Linked DNA regions of Homo sapiens: region 1 is linked to region 2. The links are chromatin loops, found by intact Hi-C in ENCODE. Cell type or tissue: mucosa of descending colon. All regions are shown on one strand. Region 1 holds the start of SGSM1 (small G protein signaling modulator 1). Region 2 has its middle 54 kb from the start of MIR6817.

Region 1 (2,500 bases), 600 kb before region 2:
AACTGCTCTTCCTCCAGAAATCCCCATGGCCTACTCCTTTTCCTCTTTGCTTAAATGTCACCTGCTCAGTGGGGCCTCCCTCAACCACCCTACTTCAGAATACGATCCCCAGGGGTCTGGGCCCTCCCTGTCCCCCTTGCCTACTTAATTTTTCTCCAGAACTTTCCAGCATGGTCTGTCCTTTTCTTACATATTTTGTTGTCCGCCTCCTAAACTCCATGAGGGCAGAGTTCATTGTCTGTCTTGCTCACTTAGAAATCTCTAGCACAGTCACTTGGCACAGAGTAGGTGCTCAATAAATATTGACCTGAGTTGCATTCTGGGTGGATACAGTTAGGGACTTGGGGTGACCAGGGGCTCTTGATGGAACAAGGCTTTTCCCACAGAGCCCACTGCTTGCTCAGCCCCAGAGATCCTGGCTGACAAGTGCCTCCTTTTGGGGCCAGACTCCTGGGAAAACCCCACTCCTCCAGTGACCTGCATGTCGGGGAGGGAGCCACTTAAGTCCCGGCCTCTCCTGAATGGATAACCAGTGTATCTTGGAAGACTCTTTTTTTTTTTTTTTTTTTTGAGATGGAGTTTCACTTTTGTTGCCCAGGCTGGAGTGTGGTGGCACAATCTTGGCTCACTGACACCTCTGCCTCCAGGGTTCAAGCAATTCTCATGCCTCAGCCTCCTGAGTAGCTGGGATTACAGGAGCACGCCACCATGCCTGGCTAATTTTTGTATTTGTATTTTTTTTATTTTTTGAGACGGAGTCTCACTCTGTCGCTCAGGCTGGAGTGCAATGGCGCCATGTTGGATCACTGTAACCTCTGCTTCCCGGGTTCAAGAGATTCTCCTGCCTTAGCCTCCCCAGTAGCTGGGATTACAGGCAGCTCGCCATCATGTCCGGCTAATTTTTGTATTTTCGTAGAGACGGGGTTTCACTATGTTGGCCAGGCTGGTCTCGAACTCCTGACCTCAAGTGATCTGCCCGCCTCGGCCTCCCAAAGTGTTGGGATTACAGGCGTGAGCCACCGCGACCGGCTGGAAGACCCTCAATAATAATAATTAATAATAATAACAGTAACAGTGGCAAGCATTTATGCTCGCTGGCCTTTCCCCCTGGGTCTGTATTAAGGGCTTCACATCCAATATCTCACTTAAGGCTCAGATCGTTCTGAGACCCATTATGCCCATTTTATACCACATTATACCCATTTTAAAGATGAGAAAACTGAGGCTTGGAGAATATCGGTAGTAGCCCCACCATTTCCTGTGACTTCCTGGAGCCTGGCCCACAGAGGAGGGTTCAGGACGGACGCTTTCCTTCCCCGCCCTAGGGAAGAGGGAGGGACGCGGGCGCTGGCGTGGAGGTTGGGGGAGCCTGAGAGGCTCGGGCGCTGGGTGCGCGGGAGGGAGCGTGCGTGCTTGGCGCGAAGGCTCCTGGCGCAGGCGACCCGGCTGCCCCGCCGAGCGGTGGCTTTCCGGAGGGGTGGGGCGGCCGCCTCGGGTCCTGACGTCGGGCGCCCTCCGGCCGTCACTCAGCGCTCGGCCCCGCCCCGCCGCGGCTGCAGCAGCAGCGCCGCGGCCGGAGGAGCTACCGCCGCCACCGCCGCCACCGCCTCCTGGGACTCGGAACGCAGCGCTCGGAGCCATGGCCTCGGCCCCCGCGGGTAAGAGGCCGCTGGACACGAGGGCGGCGGGAGGGCAGCGCCCGGCCCCCGCACCCTCTCTCGGCTGACCCGCGGCTCTCGTTTCTTGTCCCACAGAGGCGGAGACCCGACAGAGGCTGCTACGCACCGTCAAGAAGGAGGTGGGTGCCGGGGTGGGGGCACTGGGCAGGACTCCCCCGGCAGCAGCGGCCAAACGGGAAAAGAGTCTTCGTGGAAGGGTGGCCTCTGGCGGCGGGGGGGCGGCCAGAACAGGTGTGGGGCTCACCTGGGTGGGCATTGACCTCCCGCAGGGCAGGAGGCGCAGCGAGGGAGTTTGGGGGTGGGCGTAGGTGTGGGGAGGCTTTGGCCCATTTGAGGCTTTTTGCGGGGGCGGATGTAGCGTGAGGGCCCTCCAGGTGTGGGGCACACCTGGATGTATCCCGATAGGACCTCCTCTTGTGGAGGAGCAGGTGGGCGCGGCTCAGGAAGGGGACCTTCCAAGAGAGAGAAGCTGCTAGGGGGACGCCCCCCACAGGGTGTGCTGGAGGAGGGGCTCTGAATGGGGCTGCCGAAGGTGGGGCACGCTTCAGGAAAAGGCAGAAGGAAAATAAAACCTCCCTTCCCAGCCCCCGAATTCTCAGTCCTTGGAGCCACCTCCAAGAGCCAGGGGACTCCCTCCCTGAGAGTCACGGGTCAGTGAGCTGCTCCCCTGGCAGTAGGGGTCCCTTCACTCCCCCCGCCCCACTCCCACCCCACATTCAGAGGGTGAGAATCAGAGAGGTTCTGCCATTCCTCTGCCCCTCCACTCTCCTTGGGGTCAGCGCGTGGAGAGGGGGGCAGTCTAGTCTTTAGGGCTCATGGCC
Region 2 (2,500 bases):
GAGACTGGACCTGGAGCACAGGGACCACTACAAGGGCCTTGGAAATGGGCAGGGACCATGGATGGCCACCCGCATGTGTAAGAGCGGCCCGTCTGCACATGTCTCTGCATGGCTTAGGGGCACAAGTCCCCCCCAACTCCCAACCCAGGAAGGCAGCCCCCATTTAACCAGGTGGGGCAAGAAGGGATAGGGCCAGCATCCGGCTCTGCTTTTTTTTTTTTTTTTTTTGGAGACGGAGTCTCACTCTGTCCCCGAGTCTGGAGTGCAGTGGCCCAATCTCGGCTCACTGCAAGCTCCGCCTCCCGGGTTCACACCATTCTCCTGCCTCAACCTCCCGAGTAGTTGGGACTACAGGTGCCTGCCTCCACGCCCGGCTAGTTTTTTGTATTTTTAGTAGAGATGGGGTTTCACCGTGTTAGCCAGGAAGGTCTCGATCTCCTGACCTTGTGATCTGCCTGCCTCGGCCTCCCAAAGTGCTGGGATTACAGGCGTGAACCACCGTGCCCGGCTGGGCTCTGCTCTTAACGCAGGGCTCTAGGCCCCCTCGGGGGCAACCAGCACAGAGCTCAGACCACAAATACCTTCACCCACCTCCTGGTCCCCATCTGGACAAGGGTGCTGGGGACTGGCTCTCAGTCACACCCTCAGGGTACTCTTCAAAGGACAGCTGGGGCCCCAGGGCATGAGCTTTTGGCCCCCAGCTCCCTTACCCCAGACAACAGCTCTTGGGACCCCACCAGCACCGGCAAGGTGGACACCATCGTCCCAATTTTGCAGATGAGGAAACTCAGGCTGAGGGCCGGCACACAGCTCTCCAGAGCTGAAGAGAATGCAGAGAGCAGCTGGAGCCAGCCAGTGGGTCCCTGGCGCCAGCTCGTAGCAAGCCACAGCCGCCTCCGCCCTTCATGCTTGGGTTGCGCTGCCCCAGGACAGCCTTCCAGGGTGGCCTGGCATGGAGCCCAGACCCTGCTGCTTCCTGAACAAATAAGTGAACGAGGCCACCAAGCCAAGGGGCTGGATGCAGCCCCAGCTCCTGCCAGGGCCTCCCCAACAGACTCCCTGTTTGGAGAGCGCATTGTCTCCAAGGCCTCAAACCACAAATGTCCGGCTGTCTCACAGCTTCTGTAACCTGAACTTGGCCCTCACCCTGCCCTCCCAGGGCTCCTCTCAGGGCCCAGGCCCCTCCTCTCAGAGGCCAACACTGACTACCCAGCTCATTCTCATCACCTGGCTCATTCCTGAACCTCACTCAGCAGGAGAGTCTCAGGCCAGATCCTCCCACCAGCCACCTCCACCAGGACGCATGAGCCCTGTTCATGCTGGCTGGGAGACACAACCAACCAATATCAATCCAATCAGTGGATGAACTGACAAATATAATGTGGTCCCTCCACACAATGGAATATTATTCAGCCACAAAAAGGGTTGAAATAGGACGGGCATGGTGGCTCACGCCTGTAATCCCAGCACTTTGGGAGGCCGAGGCTGCCAGCTCACTTGACGTCAGGAGTTCAAGACCAGCCTTGCCAACATGGTGAAACCCCGTCTCTACTAAAAATACAAAAATTTGCTGGGTGTGGTGGCGAGCACCCATTAGTAATCCAAGCTATTTGGGAGGCAGAGGCAGGAGAATCACTTAAATCCAGGAGGCAGAAGTTGCAGTGAGCCGAGATTGTGCCACTGCACTCCAGCCTGGGCAACAGAGCAAGACTCCATCTCAAAAAAAAAAAAAAAAAAAAGGCTGAAACACCCATACCTGGGACTACTTGGATGACCCCTGAAAACATTACAGTAACCAAGGAAGTCAGCCACAAAAAACAACGATGTATTGTATGATTCCCTTCATACAAAATGCACAGAACAGGCAGAGCCATAGAGGCAGAAAGCAGACTGGTGCTCATCAGGGGGTCGGGGGAGAGGGAACGAGAAGTCACTGTGCAATGGGTATGGGTTTTACTTTGGGGTGATGGAAATCTCTTCTAACTTCATAGAAGTGATGGTTGTAAGCACTGTGGATGTACTAAATGCCTGCCTTGTATACTTTAATTTTATATCATGTAAGTTTCACCTCAATTAAAAAAAAAAGATCAACTTGACACTTTTCACCTAGGAAAGGTCTGGCTTCAGCTTTCATTTCCTATCAGTCCTGCCTAAAGCCTTCCAGTAGCTTCCACTGCCTTCTGGATCACAGTGAGACTCCACAGCATGATCTGGCCTCTAAGGACCTCTCACAGGACGCCCCGAGGGTGAAGGAGCACCCCTGGGCCCATCTCTGCATAGCTGCACAGCTTGTTTCCCTTCCTCCCCTCTACACGGGAAGCCCTGCCTACAGCGGAGGGGCCTTATTTGCCATTCTATCACATTCAACCCCAGCACTTCACACAGTAGCAGACACCAAAGCGAAACAGCAACAGCATTACACTGGGCCAGGTGCACGTTCACTCACTGAATTCATGGTAGGAAGGATTCTTATCCCCATTTTACAGCTGAGAAAACTGAG

What was found. Hi-C counts contacts between places; a loop is a spot of excess contacts. Peaks named below come from ENCODE experiments on the same cell type or tissue, not always from the same donor. Only the 100,000 strongest peaks of a DNase experiment are listed, where the experiment ranks them.
Region 1: a loop joins it to region 2, with 18 times the contacts of the local background. A loop is called at or near these places in 2 of 110 quality-filtered maps.

What each region holds. Positions count from the first base shown.
Region 1 is chr22:24,804,687-24,807,186 of GRCh38, forward strand. It overlaps SGSM1 (small G protein signaling modulator 1), which reads left to right and starts at 1,525. Exons shown (of 25, transcript NM_001098497.3): 1 at 1,525-1,658; 2 at 1,755-1,798. The coding sequence starts at 1,640. RefSeq lists a silencer at 1,363-1,572. In mucosa of descending colon, no CTCF peak of the experiment used is centred here; DNase peaks (open chromatin) are centred at 1,465, 1,975 and 2,055; H3K4me3 peaks cover 689 bases.
Region 2 is chr22:25,400,054-25,402,553 of GRCh38, forward strand. It overlaps the pseudogene LRP5L. Among named protein-coding and RNA genes, the nearest start is that of MIR6817, 54 kb to the right of the region's middle. RefSeq lists enhancers at 594-653, 814-913, 1,024-1,203, 2,454-2,500. In mucosa of descending colon, no CTCF peak of the experiment used is centred here; a DNase peak (open chromatin) is centred at 948.